Linked DNA regions of Mus musculus: region 1 is linked to region 2. The links are chromatin loops, found by intact Hi-C in ENCODE. Cell type or tissue: heart. All regions are shown on one strand. Each heading gives the region's core, and the rest is flanking DNA. Links, peaks and the distances in the headings are about the cores only. Region 1 holds the start of Zfp455 (zinc finger protein 455). Region 2 holds the start of Zfp458 (zinc finger protein 458).

Region 1 (10,743 bases), core at 898-8,897, 75 kb before region 2:
ATCTTCCACATGGCTTTGCCATGAGTAGAAGAGCAAAAGGTTGAACAGTGGCCTCACTGCCCTCCCTCCCCTTCCTTCTATGTAATGGTGATCATTGTACTTTGCTTACTGGTTATGCCTCATTCTAAAATTAGCAAAGGAGTACACCAGTCAAATGAAATTGGTGGGTAAAAAGGTAAAGGGACAACACATCACATACCTCCTATAGTTGACTTCTGTAGAAACAAAGAGGTTACAAATATGTAAACATGGTTACATTGGAGATCCAAAGATGAGTAAATATAAGTTCCAGCTGATTCTCATTCATTGTAATAGCAAAGGAAGGCTGGTGTGTACAAAGGCTGGCTCCATTTAAAAAATTATGAACTAAGATTTTGTCAGCAAGTCCTCTTGAACAAATATTAGGTTTATTGTGTGTCTTGGGTTTTTTTTTTTTTTTTTTTTTTTGGCTAGGAAGAGGCACCATGACCATAGCAACTCTTATAAAGGAAAACATTTAATTGGTGCTGGCTTGTAGTTTCAGAGCGTTAGCCCATTATCATCATGGCAGGTCACATGGCAGTGTGTAGGCAGATGTGCTGGAAGAACATAGAGTTCTACATCTTGATCAGAAGGCAACCAGGGGGCTAGATTCCACACCATGTGAGTTTGAACATCTGTATGTCCTCAAAGCCTGACCTCCACAGTAATACATTTCCTCTGACACGGCAATACCTCCTAGTATGTATATCTGGGTCATTGTATTCTCCATATCTGCAGTTTGTGTAGACCTACCTAGGAAAGTTTTCTCGGGATACAGAGGGAGATGTCATTACAAATGGAAATATCCTTTATGAATATACATTCGTTCTATAAGGGTCGTTTTTCAGAGCTACTGTCTGTAGGAAGTCTCTTCCTTGAGGTGACATGGGTGCAGGGGTGATATCCCTTACTCCCTTTGGCAGTCAGGAGATCTGGCACTGGTGTCATGGCAGTAGGTGAACTGGCCCTACATCTCACAGGCTGCAGCACTCAGGAGAATGGGCTCTGCACCATACCTGGACTGCACAATAGAGCTGGCCCTGGTGGAAGAGATGTGTGTGAGCTGACCCAAGGACATGAGAGTGGGAATATGGCATGGCATTATCTTAATAAAAGAAGGATGAATCCAAGTTACACATGGAGAGTAGTGTAAAAGTTAGCACTACTTGCATACATACTGTTAGTCATCTTAGCCTGAAAGATTCCTGGTAAATGTATAGAACACACAAGACAGTTTTTATAATTTATACTGCATATAGTCATTTGTCATGGTCCTTATTAAATATATGTTCACAGCATATCACAGAATTTTTCAGAGGTGGCCCTGGTAATGGTGGAATTTTATGGAGAGTTTCAGACAGAAGACCTCTCTTATCCTCATTTTGAATCACTTGCAGATTACTTTATATCAAGATTTAAATCATAGTTAACTTTGTTTGACAAAGGCACCCTCTTAGTCGTTCTTGAACACACAATGTCTTCTTAGGCTTTTTTTTTTAATTTATTTTTCCTCAAAGAGAGTATTGTAAGAGAGGAGGCAGCATATTCTGAGTGATCATGGAAACTGAAAGAGGCATGCAGTCCTACTGTGACTACCCTGGGAGTTAGAACACGTTAATGAACACATGGAACTTCTGCTACACCTACTAAGATACAAATTGAACTACCAACACTAGTCAACTCTTGATTCATGATTGTCAGTGACAGATTTTGTGTCCCTCCATTTTTGATAGAGTAGGTATGGTTAAGGAAATGATTATTTCTGTCTTTAAACAAAGAAGAAACTGACATGATGTTATAGATCTACAAGTGAAGATACAGTCTCATGTATAACAGTGATACATACACAAATATCCAACTGAGAGGATAGCCACAAAAAAATGATTGTTAGTGAGGAAAGTGGGAAACTTCAGTGTGGCTAGTACATGATGTTTTTGGAAGTAACAGAATAAATAATGTATAAACTGTAGAGAGAAATTGAGACTGGAAAGAAGGTGTCTGGGGACAGAAAGCAGAGGCTGATATTGAAAATTGCTTGTCCTGCAAGCCTTAAAACATGGTTTATGAACAACAGAATCCATGTAATTGTGGAAGGAGAGTAGAGGGCTGGGCAGTGTTCAAGTGAACATGAATGGAGCCAGGATAAGATGGAACTTTGATATTTAAGAACTACCTCATGTCCAGATTGACCTATGGGGAATACAGACTACCATCGACCAGGTTCATCTAAAGACTGTGTTCCAAAGCAATATACGACAGGGAAGATAATTATCTCTGAAACTCACTTCCAGACACCAATATCTGATAAGGTTATTCAAGTGTTGATGATTTTCAGACTCAGGAACCTAGAATTATTGACTGTTCACATGATGAGTTCATGAATCATGCAGGAGAAATTTTCTGTTAATGTTTCTTATGAGATTTTTTTCTGGTAGATCATCTAGGAAAGAAGATCGTCTCTACATATGTGTGTCTCTACACTTTAGCAGTAGTCCTTCGACGGTAAGGGCAGTGCCGAACAGAAGCATTCATTGGTCTCTCACTCATGAATGTGCTTTTGACTTGACCAACATCAGTTTCCATTCCAAGGAAACATCACATTTTGGAGGTGGGCTTCATTAGCCTTAAGAAAGTAAGCTTGTGAGTAGGCATGGGGAATTCAGAGTTCTTTACAAGACTCACAGGAGTCTCACTGATGAAGCTGATATAAACATTAAGGACTATAGAGGCTGAGAACCCTGTTATCACTGCAGCATCCTACAAGACAAGAATCGTCTGCAGGCATGCAACTTTCCTGAGTTCTTACCCAGAATCCAGTCACATGTCGCTGCCTTGAGCCACCTGTATTCCTGTGCTATCTCTCAATCAAATGCCTGTCAGCAAAACTAGTAAACTCTTGATTCATGATAGAGTCTTGGGTGGAATCTTTCCTACGTCTGTCATTACACCCTGGTCTGATGGGAGCAGACTCTTCTTCTGTTCTTCACTGGAAAAATCACAGAATGGAGTGTCTTATTCATTGTGGTGGAAACACATAAAGCAGTTTGATTTCCTGCTGGTGGTTGAAGAGCTGAGAAGTCATTCCACTTCAGGGAACATGGCAGCAAGCAGGCAGTCATGGTCCTGTGTAGGAGCAGACAGCTTACTCTTTGATCCACACTGGAGCACATACAGATAACTGGAAACTGCATGCTATTGTGTAATGAAAAAGCCTAGTGACATTTTCTTGTGACAAGGTCACACCTCCCACTCTTTCACAAATATTTCCCACCAACTGAGACCGAAGCATCAGTTGTATGAGGCTGTAGGGTACTATTCTCATTCTACAACCTCAGTGAATCTAAAGTTATAGACATTGTGAGATCCCCTATTCTTGTTATAGAGATGGGCAATCCTGGTACTTTGTCCAGAGCCAACATTAAATCTCCTCTGTGACAAGAGCACATCCATGGAAGTCTCTGCCTTGTGGAAGTGGAATTTCATTTGAAATTTTGATTTCATTGGAAAGCCCATTGTGGGGACTTTATGCTCATAACTACACTTTCAGGAAAGCTCTCCAGGTTCAGAACACAGCGACAAAGGAAACTCTCTTGGGGCCTGATACTAACCTAGATGAAAGCAGAACTGGACAGCACTGTATATGTTGTACTAGTTGTGGAGGCTCTGAGGTGCATCCTGTAGGTCAGCATGGAGCTTTGCAGCCATGCTAAGAGAAATGCTTCACCATGTAACTGGTAGGGTGTATACTGTCCTTCCTAATATCTTGGTGGGATCACACTTCATAAAACATGCAGGTGACAGCTAAGTGGACTTGGAACCCCACCATAGCCTCATGTTAGAAACATAGCAACATCTAGAAAGGGGATGTCTGTGCTTTAGAACACACAGATGAAGTTTAGGTTGACACTGTTCTTTGACATCCAAATGATTCAGCAACCACAGACCCAATGCATATGATGATGTAGGGGTTAGGTTTTCACAGCACATTCCTCTCGAACTTATTCTTATCCTTCCCTGCCTGGTCACTATTCCTCCTTTTGGAAAAGGCAGGTTTCCACTGGTCCATGGTAGGTTGAAGGAGTAATCTTGTAAGCACTTTGAAATAAGCAATTGATTGAATTACAACATCAAGAGACTTTGGGCTTTGACTGTCTTGGGACTATTAAAGTCTATGGGCATGTTGAGAAGTGAATTGTCTTTCTTAGAAACAGATGAAAGTGAAACTCTCAGAGGCTTCCAGGTTACAGAGTATGGTGTTTTTTTTTAACGTATTTGATTGTCAAATTCCAATAAACTTATTTGATATTTCTGATTTGTTTTTGAAATAATCATTTCTCTGTCCTGATTTTGAGAAACTGAGGTTAGTTCAGGGCAGATGCTTTGACTTTCAAAATATTGTCACATAGGAACACTTGTAGATCAGAGCAGGGAAAGGAAATTGAGTAAGAAAGATCAGACCTCTGCAGAGAGAATTCTAACAATGGATAATGGGCCAGTGGCCAGTACACATACCAGTGTGACCTCAGGAGCTGTGTCCTCCCAAGTGTAATCTGAGCAGGGGAAGGAACAACAACATCAACAACGGGCAAACATACCCAGTGGCTTATGTGTACCTGTGTTTGTGAACAACCATTGGAGACCGTTAAAATTGTAGTACAGCTCCCACTAAAAAGGAATTTCTTAAATATATATTAACATTTTAAAGTTTTAACTTTGTTAAATGATCTATACTCTCAATGTGTCCCTGACCAACTAACCACAGTATATACATCCTAATATTTACACAAAACTGTTTTTCATGATGTGGAATCTGATCCATGTATGTCTCATGCAGAGTGTAATTGCAAAGGAACAAGTATTATTTATTTATTTGCAATACTGAGTATTATGACAGAGTCTACATTAGAGTCGAGCGCTTTAAAGTAGGCCAAGTACCTACCATAGTACCTACCATAGTATAATAGTAAAGAAAACAGAGAGAAGGCTACAAATCTAAGACCAGGGAAAGACCACATTCAGTTCCAGGAATAGCTTCGCAAAGACTTCTGGGATATGTAGTCCAAGCAACTGTGCCATCACGAGGAGCCATCCAGGCAATCCCACTTTAGCTTTCGTTTTGTACATTGTGCCTTCCTCAAAGTTTTTGCGAGAGTCCTGAACGGCTGTACACGCCTGTTGTCTCTGTCATGGAGGTTGGTTCATGAAACAGCACAGCCTGGGGCTTTGTGCAAGCATCGGGCTGGGAAAAGGCGGGGAGAGTGGGTGTGGGGAAGGTGGGGACTGAGCGGACCTGGGCTTGGAGGGAGAACGGAAGAAAAGAAGCTGTTGGGATTTGTTGTGCTGATCTGGCTGGGTCACGTGAGGTTGCAGTTCTGGACCAGGAATGGGGCGATTGGGATTGTGTCTGAGGTGAGGGTTTTCATAGGACACCGCAGGGTGTCTTGGACATAGGAACAGACTGGTAGCAGGGGTCAGGATTGCAAGCTAGTGATGGTGAGATGACTACTTGCACCTGAGGCAGTGCTGGGAACTCTTTGACAGCTTTGCTGGGAAGCATGCTCCCCTAGCTGCCCCATTCTCAGGTGGATGCTGTCAGATGCCCCAGTCAGTACCTTTAGAGCAAATGGGGTACCTGGCCCCACTATCCTCTGTACCTGGCCTCCTCCTACGGTCCTGATTATGTTCATTTTCCCTATCAGTTAAGGAATTAAGAGAGAATAAAAATCCAAGTCCCAACAGGTCATAGATGGGAAAATCTGGAACAGAGCAGAGAGATCTGCCAGGATGGGAGGTCACTGAGAGTCTTTGACTATAGGTGAGGAAACACATGTAGTGGATACACAGAGGGAAGTCAGCAAAGCAGGCAACCTGCCACCTGGTTTTACCTTGAGGGCTGGGTTTCCTTAAACCTTGGATAGGTTTCCTGTTCATAAAGTAGGGTTGAATAATTGTAAATAAGACACAATGTCTGCTTGGCACACTATGATTATGTCAACGTGCCTTGATCAGGCCTTGAACCTGAGAACGTTTATGAGCAGGGTATTAGTATCTGGTGAAAATCTCGCGTGGCCTTGTTTTAGGGGGCCAGGCTTTTGTGTCAGGTCAGCAGGGTAAGGAAGAGCTCACAGACCTGTGTGTATTCTTGTGACTTAAAGTAAACAGACCTGTGATAGAAAGACACTTGAGCCTACTGTGAGGCACATTCCTGTCATCTCTGTATTTGTGAGGGGGAGGGGCAGGACCCTCTGGTCAACCCCTGCTTGATAGCAAATTCAAGGCCAATGTAGGCTACCTCAGTCTGTGTCAGAAAACATTTAATCATGCTTGATGGACGTGAGAAATACTCTCTATGATTCATTCCATGTCTTCCAGTGAGAGCCGTGGAAAACCCCTGCAATCAACACTTTGGTGTCTTACAAAGTACACATGCTTCCCTTCTGCCGACCCAATCCATGTGGGATTCAAACTTTGTTTTCACTAACATGCTCTTGTTAAAGATGGTACATTTGGGTGACTATTTGTTTGGATTTACTGTGTGAGGAAGGACTCTCCTCTTTCCCTTGCTTGATTATTCTTCCTATTGACAGTGAATGTTCACTCCTTTTGGATAGTTAAGTTTGTGTTAGATTCTGCCATGACCTGAGGATGCTTTCTTCTGGTCTTCCCTGAATTCTTCCAGTTTGCTCCGTCCATATCTAGGCAGAGACTCCATCATTTCTTCATTGCCTTTCTGCAGTTCTTGAATGATGCAGGCTACTGTAGTTTATGTTCATGTGTCATTTTCTGCCTCTTTTTCTGGGATATCTTCCTGTGTTCCTGTCCCAGAGGTTTAGCTGCTTGCAAATGCTTCTTACAGTTAGCTGGAACAAGCCCACGTCCTCCACTGTCCCTCACATGGGTACTGCTGTCTGCAACCAGTAAAGGAAACTGCTAGTGTGGGATGCCGTCCTCTTGCACAGGTTTAAGTCCAGGTCCCCTTGGTGTGTAGTTGTCCCCCTGATCTCCCAGGCCTCTTAATGTTAGTATGAGGGAAGGAGTTACTTGTCTGTACAACTCATGTATGAACCTTGCTGTGTTAGACATGTCATATCTGGAAAACTGGAGAGGAGGTGTGTTTGGTGATGACAGTCAGATCCTGCTGATCTGCATGTGTATGTCAGAGGCCATGAAGAGAAGTTACATGATTTGAACATTTGTCAAACACATATACAAGTAATAAACCTGAGCAGTGCAGATCCTCAATACATTGTCATTTTCTGTTATGAAACTCTCTGTTAGCCGGGCGTGGTGGCACACACCTTTAATCCCAGCACTTGGGAGGCAGAGGCAGGTGGATTTCTGAGTTCGAGGCCAGCCTGGTCTACAAAGTGAGTTTCAGGACAGCCAGGGCTACACAGAGAAACCCTGTCTCGAAAAAACCAAAAAAAAAAAAAAAAGAAAAGAAACTCTCTGTCTTCACAGAGTCCTCCATAGTCTTTTTCAAGTAAGGTGACATATAATGAGTTAACAGCTGTGTCTGCTTGCCTGATCAGTTCTTTCATATTCTCTATTCCATCCTTTACTGAATACACTCCACCTACTGGTGCTTTAAGAAGACACATAAACAATATACAGACTACTAAAATCCAAAAATACATCTAGAGGCCTAATGTATGGAACAAATGTGTTATTTATTTTAAAAATAAATCATCGTTATATAAGGAATGTTTTTCAGAGGGAAAACAAAGATGATTACATTTGGTCTTTCATATTTTTCACATTTTATTCCATTTCCTGAGTTGTATGATTTCAAGACATGGTAGCTCCATTGTGAGCATGCTGTGTTTCTCTCACAGAGAGTTGTTTTCATCTTTGCTCTGCTCTGGGCTCCTGCCATTCCCTACATTGCTGGTTTTCCCACGGACTTGGTGATCCTGTGGTTGAAAAGGGTGTAATCCGTTTGTTCTCACTTACTTGTAGAGACAGGACCCTTCTCTACCAGCTTTAAAGAAGGTTTCAAGACAGTTCAATTTCTTTTCCCTTGAGAATCTTCTGTTCACCAAAGTGCTTCATTCTGCTGGTGTTTTGGAGATTTTCTGGCCTCTTCATTTTGCTGAACTCTGCTCATTAGACAAAAGGCTATTTTCTGTGCGGTCATTCTTTAAAGAGGATATATTTTAGTTGTCCTATAAAGTCTTGTGACAATAGCTATTCCCTCCTCCCAAGGGTGCAATCACCTTGCACTTCAGACACAAGACTCAGGGCATTGCAGCTGGATCTGACATGAAGATCTGAAGAGGGACAAGTTGTCCATACGCATTGAAGGTGCTTTGCCAGGTTCCAAGGGAGAGAAGCAATCAATAGCCCTGCTTAGCTCTTATACCAGTGGGCCACAGCAATATCCTGTATGTCATTCCAGCTGTAAAGATGCCACAGTGCCACTCAATATCTTGACATATGCAGGAGCTGTCCAATGGGACTTAAAGCCTCATCAATAGAAGTTACATCATGCTTAGAAGCTGCCGCAGGTGACTTGTTAGGTTGAAACCTTAGAGGGGAACATACTAATGACATGTTACTAAAGCATCCTAAGCTCTCACTGCATTCTGATTGCTTTTCCTTAGACCTACACATGAGTGTGTAGCTCTTACTGTTCAAAGCACTCCTACACATGAGTGTGTAGCTCTTACTGTTCAAAGCGCTTCTACACATGAGTGTGTAGCTCTTACTGTTCAAAGCTCTCCTACACATGAGTGTGTAGCTCTTACTGTTCAAAGCGCTCCTACACATGAGTGTGTAGCTCTTACTGTTCAAAGCGCTCCTACACATGAGTGTGTAGCTCTTACTGTTCAAAGCGCTCCTACACATGAGTGTGTAGCTCTTACTGTTCAAAGCGCTTCTGGCTGCATCAGAGAGAGCTCTGCAGAAAACTGAAGCTTACCAAAGTGCAGAGGACTATGTATGACCTTGTGATCTGACCCAATAGGTATGTCTACAATTTCTGCACATAATAGCCAGGGAATATTTCTGGAGCAGGAGCAGTTTGAGTATGAGCATCAGAGGTCTACGTAAAAACCAGAGGTTTGCTGTGAGTTCATTAGTGGTTTTAATTAATTACAGGTGTGGGATTTTTCATTGGTCTTCATTTCAGGAAATGTTGTCCTTCTGGGATGTGGCCATTGATTTCTCTCCAGAAGAGTGGGAATGCCTGGAGCCTGCTCAGTGGGATCTGTACAGGGACGTGATGCTGGAGAATTTCAGCCACCTTGTGTTCCTGGGTGAGCATTGTATCTTAGAGAATTCCTATCTCACCCCAACCATCAACATGTAGCTTCCCTGCTTTGTACAATATCTCATGGAAGTATTTCAACAACGAGTTTCATATCCATCATTTGAAGAAAAATTAGGGAGGTTGCTGTACAGCTAAGAAACATGTCATTGTTTTTCCTCGCTGTGTTTGAAATGTCTGTGTTGGAAGCATGCCTCCTTTGCTCTTGTGGGACTGTTAGAAATGCACCGGCATCAGGCGTGGACCACACTTGTTAATGAAATTGTTTCTCTATTCAGTTTCATGTTTTCCCTCTAAAGAAACTCAGAATCAGGATATTGTACATTCCTTTCTGTATTTTACTGTCCATGTCAGAAACCCTTGAAGGAACTAATTGTCTGCAGTTATTTATTGTATCATGTCTTTCCTTATAAACACTGTTCTGAAAGAGAGAGTAAAAGAACACTTAATCAATCTTAACCTCTTGTTCTCCAAACAGGTCTTGCTGTCTCTAAGCCATTCCTGGTGACATTTCTGGAGCAAAGACAAGGGCCTTGGGATATGAAGAGACAAGCAGCAGCCACTGTGTACCCAGGTGTGTAGGAATGTGGGGACCAGGGGACAGATTTCAAGTCCAAAGATCCAACAACTGGCCTGGCTTTCCCATATGTGCCTTGAAATATGTATTATGAACATCATTCTTTCGGTCTCTCCTTCACATCTCTCAGACATTTATGGTGGTTTAAGTCTCTTAGGATTTATATTTTGCAAACAGTGTGCCCTGTGCATGTATTTGCAGGGACTTCCAAGGTTTTTCTTGTTGCTGAGTCTCTATTGTAGTGTAAAACTCAGAGAAATGCAACTGAGTATTGGTTAGACTCGGAGTCATTTATTTGCTGGTGTTAAGGCAGACTTGTTCCAGATAGCTCTCTGTACTGAAGTGAGCATGTCTTGGTTAATAAAATCAATGACACGTTCCCATGACACAAAGGCCAGCAGAAGCAGAGTGCTCAACAGTTTCAGTTCTGTTGATCAGGAAAAATTGAGATAGGGAGTAGTTGGATAAAAGTCAGACTAACATGAGTCACTTTGGATAGTTCATTTCTCTGATCTTAGCATTCTCTGATCAAAGCATTGACTTACTCTACTTGTTGTATTGCGCCAATAGGTACAATAATTTAACTGAGGCTAATTTGCTTATTCAGCAAAGTTTTAACACTAATTTATTTCCAGGGTCAGGTCATTAGACCTAGGAAGAGAAGGCTGAGAGAGCTTTTAAATCTATTAGGTGTTCATAAATGGATTCTCAACAATCCAGTTAGGGAACCATTGACTGTGTGCCTCTTTCATGATTCTGTTTTATTTAAAGAAAATACTTATATTGTATACAAGCACTAAGGCTTATTTGGATATATACACAGTCATAAATCATTTTTATAATATTTTTAATTAGGTACTTTCTTCATTTACATTTC
Region 2 (10,743 bases), core at 1,448-9,447:
AGTCCTAAAGAGGCTATGACATCCAACCTAAGCTGCTGTTTACCACTCAACTCTCTGCCGTACCTCAAGGAAGAAGAAAAGCTATCCAGAATATAAAGAACATTACAAGAATTGTATTCTAAAATCAAACCTATGGAAAAAACAGAGAACAACACTTTAGCCTGAAGAGAGATGAGCATAGCCAAGAGACTCTACAAAGGAATCGGAAGCCAAAATTACTAAAACACAAAGGGCCACTGAGTACATAAACAACACTGAAAATAAGGAACACACTGACAATGAACACTTACATACCAGAACAAGTGATACCCACAGTTCTCCTTTCAAGATACAGGCCAGGAGAATGGATCAAGAAACAAACTAATGTGCATGTTGTCTACAAGAAAGAGAACTGAGTGACTTCTTTTCGGTTTTTTCAAACAAGACAGTTTTTCAAAACAGTCCCTTATGATTTTCAGGGTTTTATTTTTTATCTTTATTTTTTATATCTGTTATAATGTCTTCTTGTTCATTTCTGACCCTGATCATTTGGGTTGCTTCTCTTGGTTAGCTGGGTCAAGTGTCCCTCAATCTTGTTTATCTCCTTAAAGAACCTTCTGTGAATTTGGTGATCAATTGAATATTTTTATTTGATCTTGTTTCAATTATTTCCCTTCTCATTAGTTTGTTTTGTGTTGCTTGTTTTTCTTTCTTTTTATTCTTTGACTTTGACAGGATTTGAATTATGTTTGTTCTTGTTTATCCAAAATTTCTCCATTGTATCATTCAATCATTTTTCTGTGTTCTTTCTCATAGTTTCACATAGGCAATTAGAGCTGTAATCTTCACCCACAGGACTGCCTTCAACAAGTCCCAGAGATTTAGTTTTCTTGAGATTTTATTTTCATTCTTGTGCATATTTTACATATAAATAAACAAAATTAAAGTGGGAGAAATTAACACCCTAAACAGACTCGAATCAAATGGGGAGATTGAAATTACAATAAATAGTTCCAGCTAAAAAAAAAAATTCTGTGCCCAGACGGATTCACAACAATTCTCTGAGGCATTCAAAGATCTACAACTAGTCCTTCTTCAACCATTTGATAAATATATGAACAGAAGATGCACCTACAAACAAATTCTATGAAGCTATTATCACTCTAATACCAAAATCAGATAGAGACCCAACAAAAACTACAACAAAAGAACTTTAGTAGCCAATACCCACAATGAAGTCAGAACCAAATTGCTCAAAAATATATATTGGGAAGAAAAACTTGCAAAGAAAATACAGACACACGTTAAAAACATTATTGACCATGACCAAGTTGGCTTTATCCCTTAAATACAGTGATGGTTCATAATATGCAAGTAAATATATGCAATAAATGACAGAATATTAGAAACAAAAATCTCATGATCATCTCAACAGGAGCAGAAGATTCTTTAATGTACTCCAATAAGTTTTTATGATAAAAGTGCTCGAGAATGTAGGACTAGAGGGGTGTTTCTTCAAGGGAAGGAATGCAAAACCGGTTTCCCAGACAAAGGTTAGGACAGATTGCTAGTGTGCTGAACTTTAGTCTATCACTGTGGCTAGAATCTCTACTGTCACTGTGTCTCCTCCAAGACGCTTCTTGTTATTAGTTTTTCTTATTCATTTTAAGACTGTTTTTCCACTTCATCTATAAAACCTATGTTGATAGATTTGACAATGAGTCTCCTTTTATTCACATATGATATGTATTTAGCTAACACTGTCTCTCTAGGAAATTTACATATGCTTTATTGTGCATTTAGGATTTAAGTAATTATCACCAGAAGAGTTTTCATCCAATTGTGCTTGTGCATGAATATGCCTATAAAAAACAAGTGTAGGTCAAATCCCTCCTCCCCATTTAAACAAAGAACTGCTAATGAGTTGGGCAAACTGTCTTCCTGCCTGCCCTGCCTTGTTATACGGATGGTCATGAAGGCCAAGAAGCCCTGCAGAGATTCTGTTTGGAAGCATAAGAGAGAGAATGGGATTCTCCCCTTACCTCTCTTCTACCTCCATCAGACTCCTGAACCATAGAGACAGGAGCACGCTGTCCTCTGAGAGGGTCCACAGCAGCTGACTCAGACAGATAGACACCCATAGCCAAGGAGTAGATGGAGCTTGGAGACCCTTATGGAAGAATAGGAGGAAGGAAGGGCCCTGAAGTGAATAGGAACACCACAGGAAGACCAACGGAATCAACTAACCTGGACCCTTGGTGCTCTAAGAGTCTGAACCAACAAGCAAAGAACATACATGGGGTGGACCTAGTCCTCCCTGCACATATATAGCAGATGTGTAGCTTGAACTTCATATGGGTCCTGAACAACTGTAATGGGGGATACCCCAAACCTGTTACCTGTACCTGGGATATGGTCTTCTAGCTGGGCTGTCTTGTTAGGGCTCAGTGGGAAGCACCTAGCCTCACAAAGACTTGAAGTGCCAGGGTGGGAAGCAAACCCGGGGAACCTCCACCAACTCAGAGGAGAAGGGTAGGGGAGTGTGGGAGGATTGTGGGTAATCAGGAGTGGGCAGTGAGTAGGATGTAAATTGAATACGTAAAAAAAAATTAATTAAAAAGAAAATAAAGAGACAGAATGGAAGGTACATATGACCTCGTGGGGGAAACTGGGAAGAACTGGGAAGCTCTAATTAGGGGAGTGGAAGAACATAAATATGGATTTAAAGGGGAACCTTGGAGCTCTTACTCCAACTCCCTACCTGCCTGCAGCTCATCTAGACAAACCTAACAGTGGTCACCCTGATACCTAAACCACACAAAGACTCAACACAGAAAGACTATTTCAGACCAACTTTATTTATGAACATTGATGCAAAAATGCTCAATTAAATACTCACAAACCAAACCCAAGAACAGATCAAAAATATCATCCAACTTGATGAACGAGACTTTATCCCAGGAACACAGGAGTGGTTCAATATATGAAGTCCCATCAACTAAATCCACCATATAAACAAATTGAGACAAGCAAATATTTCATAATAGTCTCCTTAGATACTGAAAAAAAAACTTTGAAAAAATCCAACTTCCCTTCATGTTAAAAGCCTTAGAGAGATCAGGAATACAAAGTGCATAACTAAACACAAGAAAAGCAACATCCAGCAGGCCAATAGCCAACATCAAATTAGATGGAGAGAAACTTAAAGCAGCTCCATTAAAATCATGGACAAGACAAGGCTGTCTATCTCCCCACATCTCTTCAATCTAGTACTTAAAGTTCTAGCAAAAGCCATAAAACAACAAGAAGGGGATATAATTTGGAAAAGAAAAAAATCAAAGTATGGATATTCACAGATGATATGATAGCATGCACAAGTGACCCCCAAAACTCTACCAGAGACCTCCTACATCATATAAACATCATCAGCAAAATGGTTGGATACAAAATCTGCTCAAAAAAAAAAAATCAGTGGCCCTCAGTTATATGAACAGTAAACAGACTGACAAAGAAATTAGGGAAACAACTACCTTCTCACTATCCACAAATATTATAAAATATCCTGGTGTAACTCTAACCAAGCAATTGAAAGACCTGTAAAACAAGAACTTCAACTCTCTGAAAAAGGAATATAACTAAGATATCAAAAGATGGAATGATTTCTCATGGTCATGGATAAGTAAGATTAACAATAAAAATGGCCATCTTATCATAAGCAATCTACAGATTCAATGCACTTCCCATTAAAACTACAACATAATTCTTAACAGACCTTGGAAAAACAATTTTCAACTTCACATGGAAAAAACAAAACAAAACTGTATACCTAAAACAATCCTGTACAATAAAATGACCATCCCTGATTTCAAGCTGTACCACAGAATAGTAAAACAAACAAACAAACAAACAAACAAACAAATAAAACAACAACCACAAATGCATGATATTGGTACAGAAACAGAGAGGTTGATGAACTGAATCAAATACAAGATCCTGAAATAAACCCATACACCTATGAACATTGATTTTTTTTTTTTACTAAGAAGACAAAAACCATCCAATGGAAAAAGAAAGCATCTTTAACAAATGGTAGCTGTCTAACTGGATGTCTGCATCTAGAAAATGTAAATAGATCCAATTTATTATCCTGCAAAAACTCAAGTCCACATGGATCAAAGACCTCAACATAAAACCAGATACACTAAGTCTAATACAAGAGGAAGTATAAAGTAGCCTTGAACACACTGGTACAGGAGACAACCTCCTGAACAGAACACCAAATAGCTCAGGCACTAAGATCAGTAACTAATAAATGGGGCCTCATGAAACTGAAAAGCTTCTGCAAGGCAAAGGTCGCTGTCAATAGGAAAAAATTGGTAGCCTACAGAAGGGGAAAAGATCTTCATCAACCCTATGCCTCATGGGGGTGGGGGGGGTGACACCCAAAAAATATAATGAACTCAAAAAGGTAGACACCAACAACCCAAATAGCCAATTTAAAAATGGGTTAAAGAGCTAAGCAGAGAATTCCTCAATAGAGGAATCTTTAATGGCCAAGAAAGACCTTTAAAAGGTCCAACATTCTTAGCCTTCAGGAAAATGCAAACCAAGGTGACTGAGATTCTACTTTACACCCAGCAGAATGGCCAAAATCAAAAACGCAAGCCACAGCACATGCTGGCAAGGATGTGAATCAGGGAGAACACGCCTCCATTGCTGGAGGGAGTGTCAAGTTGCACAACCACTATAGAAATCAATTTGGCAGCTCCTCAGATAATTGGGTATAGTTCTACCTCAAGACCCAGCTATACCACGGTCATATACCCAAAAGATGTTCCACCAAACTACAAGGCACCTTACTCAACTACATTCAGAGCAACTTCATTCATGATATCCAGAATCTGGAAACAATACAGATATCCCTCGATGAACAAATGGATAAAGAAAATGTGGTTCACTTACACAGTGAAATACTGCTCAGCTATTGAAAATAAGGATATCAAGAATTTTTCAGGCAAATGGATGGAACTAGAAAACATCATACTGTAGGCTTAGAAATTTCAAGACTTACTTAATTAGAGTTCTTGAACGCTTCAACTTTCCCTCTAGCCCACGTACCAGAGGTAAGGGGAAAGAAAGGTTAATTATTTGGATTGTGCAAACACGGGTTCATACCAATTCCAAGATTATTCTGTGGCTATACAGCCATGTATTGTGATGATTCAGGTCACAGCGGTGTCTATTAGAAATTCCTATTCAAACGGAGGCGTCCATAAATCTAACAATTCATTCCAAGGGAATAGGAACTAACATTCCACACAACAGTTGCCCTCACAAGACTTTCTGTTCCAGCACACTAGGAAATTTAGGAAGTTCTGTAAATCCCGAGAATCTGACTATAGCCATGTGATCACGGGTCAGCTAGGCAGAGCATGTTCTTCAGCAAAGTTGAGTGCGCTCCCTTCAGCATCTCAGGCACAGGCAGTCAGCAGAACCAGATTGCCCTGGCCATCCTGTTGTTTTCCAACCTTCTCCTCTTCAATCTTGTTCCCGGGGGCAGTGGCCCATCCTAGGTCAGCACAGCATCTCCAGGTCAGCAGCTTCCCCTGTCTCCCAACCAGCCTGAGTCAGCTCCCTCCGCGCCCGACCCGCCACCCTGCACAGTCCCTCTGGATCTGCAGGACGGCGTTGCTCCCTGCACCAACCTCCATGTCAGAGATCCAAGCCCAGTTCTGAGCAGGACAGTCCCCTAACTTTGGGGGAGAAGCGAGGTTTAAGAACGAACCCGGAAGTTCAATACTGACAGCCCCTTCTGGTGATGTCATAATTGTTGGGACTACATTTCCCACAAGTCAGTGCAAAGGACTTCCAGGAACACTCCAAATGGGTTTTGTGCACTGCCTGGGTACCTGCCCTACTGTGAGCAAGTGGAATTAGAAAGAAACAGTCTTCTGCACATGGGCAGCCACAGGGCATTCGGGCTTTTTTGAAGTGCTGTGGTCTCAGCATGCGATGTTAGCCTGTGAGTCGAGCCTTTCTCAGTAATGTTAATCATGCTAGTTATTTCTGCTAAAACGTGATTTTAAAGCTCAAACCTACTTATGAAATCATACTAACACATGGGAAATCATGCTTTCATGGTCTGCTTTACTTAAAAATAAGGAAGCAGGACGGTAATGTAGGACTGTGCATTTCTTTAATGAAACCACGCTTGGTGATCCCGCCTGACATGCAGCATCTCAGGTGCTTAAAACAGAAGAACAGGAAATCAGGCTGGTGAGATGGCTCAGTGGGTAAGAGCACCCGACTGCTCTTCCAAAGGTCTGGAGTTCAAATCCCAGCAACCACATGGTGGCTCACAACCATCTGTAATGAGATCTGACGCCCTCTTCTGGAGTGTCTGAAGACAGCTACAGTGTACTTACATATAATAAATAAATAATAATTAAAAAAAAAAAAAGAAGAAGAACAGGAAATCAAAACTAGTCACCACCGGGTGTTCTCTGAGCACAGGCTTTCCTCCTCCCCATCTCCCAGCAGGAGGTGCAGAGCTCCTGGGATCACACTGGTGAGTCTACTGACTCTTGGTACACTGTGCACTATAGGATTTCCCTTGTTCCCTTTGATGTTCCTTATAGAATTTCCTCTCTCCTGATCACGCCATGATTCATGTTTCAGACGATTTAAATATTTGTTATCTGTCTTGAACTTCCCTCACTTCTAAGCAGAACACTGAGATGATTCCTCCTTGAATACAAAGGTGTTAGAAATATGTCCCTACGATTGTCAAGTGAGCTCAGTGTAGTAAAGAAGCTGCATTGGGACCATGGAGTACTGAGAATGCCCATCTCTTCTTAGGAAGATTTATTGCTGGGCAGTTTGTGTTTGAGACAAAGGTACACACCCATTATAAGGAAGGCTTCATGCTTCCACGATGTATACAGATTGATGAGGAAGCTGTTTCAGTGCAGAGACTATGGGAAGTTCCTATTCAATTCTTGTATTCCAGGCAGTGTGCTAAGCCAGGGATACAGCTCCTCTTAGAGAAACTAGAGTCATCAAGCAGTATTAAACAATACCCCTAATACATTCACCTGGACACTTGATTGGCATGTCTGTTTAGAATGAACTCATGACTAGTCTGTACTCCTGAAGGCTGCAGGGAAGGGCATTGCCAGCAACCATAAGTACTGCTAGGCTTTCAATGTGTGAGTGTACTGACTGAGGGAACTGACTCACCTGAGAGGAGCTGATCTGTGAGGATGAAACCTCAACTGTTCCGCAGTTTCCATTTCCTCCTAGTGAAATTGGTTAATTCAAGAGAAGGAGGTAGGCACAAACTGAACATGCAGACTCTAGAGAAAGCCTCATTCAGCATGGTGTTAGCGGCCCGGGCATACTTACAGAAAGTTTACCATAGTCTGATTCTCAGGCCTTATATGCTTGTTTAGACCATGTTGGAAGTTTTAGCTTTATTGCCTACACTATCATTTTATAGTCACTTAATCCTTTAAGTTTCTCCCATAGAAACATTCTGCATTCAATGTGATGTGTGGCCAAATTCCTTTTAAAAATCTATGCTTACAGTAAGCTAAAGAGATTGTTCAGTAGTTGAGAGTAATTAAATTCTTACAGAGCATGAGTTTGTTTTCTAACATTCACATTGTGGCTCACAAGCACAGTTCTAGAGGACCAGCCCAACTCTTTTGACATCATGAAGCTCATATAGAAGAGAGGAGCACAGGGACATAAACAGACAGACAGACAGACAGACAGACAGGCAGGCATGCATGCACACACACACACTGCTAGTAAAATTATATATGTGTGTGTATACATATAAACAAAAATGTATGTATATATACATATATGTATGTATATATGTACACATATATAATTAAAAGTATTTATGGGGCCTATGGTGGTATATTTCTTTGATTCTAACAGTTATGGGTCAGAGAGACTTGGATCTCTGTACTTCAGAACAGCTTGGTCTTTTGAGTGAATTTCAGGAATGTCAGCACTACACAGAACAACCCTATCTGGAAAACACTGATGAAAAAAAAATATTCAGGCCTCATGTTTGAACAAATTTGATGTTTGTACTGGCTGGTTCTGTGTGTCAACTTGACAGAAGCTGGAGTTATCACAGAGAAAGTAGTCCCCTTTGAGAAAATACTTCCAGGAGATCCAGCTGTAAGGCATTTTCTCAATTAGTGATCAAGGGTGGGAGAGCCGTCCCTGGGCTAGTAGTCTTGGGTTCTATAAGAAAGCAATCTCAGAAAAATATTTTCAAGAAAATCATGGAAGAAATTTTTTCTAACCTAAAGAAGGAGATGCCTATAGAAGTACAACACCACAAGTCCCTTCCGCTCGACTCGAGCCCCGGGCTTCCTTGCCAGCAGAGTCTTGCCCAACACCCGCAAGGGCCCACACGGGACTCCCCACGGGACCCTAAGACCTCTAGTGAGTGGAACACAGCGCCTGCCCCAATCCAATCGCGCGGAACTTGAGACGGCGGTACATAGGGAAGCAGACTACCCAGGCTTGATCTGGGGCACAAACCCCTTCCACTCCACTCGAGCCCCGGGCTACCTTGCCAGCTGAGTCACCTGACACCCGCAAGGGCCCACACAGGATTCCACACGTGATCCTAAGACCTCTAGTGAGTGGAACACAACTTCTGCCAGGAGTCTGGTTCGAACACCAGATATCTGGGTACCTGCCTTGCAAGAAGAGAGCTTGCCTGCAGAGAATACTCTGCCCACTGAAACTAAGGAGAGTGCTACCCTCAAGGTCTGCTCATAGAGGCTAACAGAGTCACCTGAAGAACAAGCTCTTAACAGTGACAACTAAAACAGCTAGCTTCAGAGATTACCAGATGGCGAAAGGCAAACGTAAGAATCCTACTAACAGAAATCAAGACCACTCACCATCATCAGAACGCAGCACTCCTACCCCAACTAGTCCTGGGCACCCCAACACAACCGAAAATCTAGACCCAGATTTAAAAACATTTCTCATGATGATGATAGAGGACATCAAGAAGGACTTTCATAAGTCACTTAAAGAATTACAGGAGAGCACTGCTAAAGAGTTACAGGCCCTTAAAGAAAAGCAGGAAAACACAGCCAAACAGGTAGAAATCATTAAAGAAAAACAGGAAAACACATCCAAACAGGTGATGGAAATGAACAAAACCATACTAGAACTAAAAGGGGAAGTAGACACAATAAAGAAAACCCAAAGCGAGGCAACGCTGGAGATAGAAACCCTAGGAAAGAGATCTGGAACCATAGATGCGAGCATCAGCAACAGAATACAAGAAATGGAAGAGAGAATCTCAGGTGCAGAAGATTCCATAGAGAACATCGACACAACAGTCAAAGAAAATACAAAATGCAAAAGGATCCTAACTCAAAACATCCAGGTAATCCAGGACACAATGAGAAGACCAAACCTACGGATAATAGGAATTGATGAGAATGAAGATTTTCAACTTAAAGGGCCAGCTAATATCTTCAACAAAATAATAGAAGAAAACTTCCCAAACATAAAAAAAGAGATGCCCATGATCATACAAGAAGCCTACAGAACTCCAAATAGACTGGACCAGAAAAGAAATTCCTCCCGACACATAATAATCAGAACAACAAATGCACTAAATAAAGATAGAATATTAAAAGCAGTAAGGGAGAAAGGTCAAGTAACATATAAAGGAAGGCCTATCAGAATTACACCAGACTTTTCACCAGAGACTATGAAAGCCAGAAGAGCCTGGACAGATGTTATACAGACACTAAGAGAACACAAATGCCAGCCCAGGCTACTATACCCGGCCAAACTCTCAATTACCATAGATGGAGAAACCAAAGTATTCCACGACAAAACCAAATTCACACAATATCTTTCCACGAATCCAGCCCTTCAAAGGATAATAACAGAAAAGAAGCAATACAAGGACGGAAATCACGCCCTAGAACAACCAAGAAAGTAATCATTCAACAAACCAAAAAGAAGACAGCCACAAGAACAGAATGCCAACTCTAACAACAAAAATAAAAGGGAGCAACAATTATTTTTCCTTAATATCTCTTAATATCAATGGACTCAATTCCCCAATAAAAAGACATAGACTAACAGACTGGCTACACAAACAGGACCCAACATTCTGCTGCTTACAGGAAACCCATCTCAGGGAAAAAGACAGACACTACCTCAGAGTGAAAGGCTGGAAAACAATTTTCCAAGCAAATGGACTGAAGAAACAACTGGAGTAGCCATTTTAATATCGGATAAAATCGACTTCCAACCCAAAGTTATCAAAAAAGACAAGGAGGGACACTTCATACTCATCAAAGGTAAAATCCTCCAAGAGGAACTCTCAATTCTGAATATCTACGCACCAAATGCAAGGGCAGCCACATTCATTAGAGACACTTTAGTAAAGCTCAAAGCATACATTGCACCTCACACAATAATAGTGGGAGACTTCAACACACCACTTTCTTCAAAGGACAGATCGTGGAAACAGAAACTAAACAGGGACACAGTGAAACTAACAGAAGTTATGAAACAAATGGACCTGACAGATATCTACAGAACATTTTATCCTAAAACAAAAGGATATACCTTCTTCTCAGCACCTCACGGGACCTTCTCCAAAATTGACCATATAATTGGTCACAAAACAGGCCTCAATAGATACAAAAATATTGAAATTGTCCCATGTATCCTATCAGACCACCATGGCCTAAGACTGAT

Evidence for each region. Hi-C counts contacts between places; a loop is a spot of excess contacts. Peaks named below come from ENCODE experiments on the same cell type or tissue, not always from the same donor. Only the 100,000 strongest peaks of a DNase experiment are listed, where the experiment ranks them.
Region 1: a loop joins it to region 2, with 2.5 times the contacts of the local background. A loop is called at or near these places in 3 of 42 quality-filtered maps.

The regions. Positions count from the first base shown.
Region 1 is chr13:67,189,382-67,200,124 of GRCm38, forward strand. It overlaps Zfp455 (zinc finger protein 455), which reads left to right and starts at 5,125. Exons shown (of 4, transcript NM_001048204.1): 1 at 5,125-5,213; 2 at 9,152-9,278; 3 at 9,768-9,863. The coding sequence starts at 5,208. In heart, for the core only: no CTCF peak of the experiment used is centred there; a DNase peak (open chromatin) is centred at 5,240; H3K4me3 peaks cover 967 bases; H3K27ac peaks cover 841 bases.
Region 2 is chr13:67,263,347-67,274,089 of GRCm38, forward strand. It overlaps Zfp458 (zinc finger protein 458), which reads right to left and starts at 5,722. Exons shown (of 4, transcript NM_001001152.2): 1 at 5,685-5,722. The coding sequence starts at 5,690. In heart, for the core only: no CTCF peak of the experiment used is centred there; a DNase peak (open chromatin) is centred at 5,815; H3K4me3 peaks cover 1,266 bases; H3K27ac peaks cover 765 bases.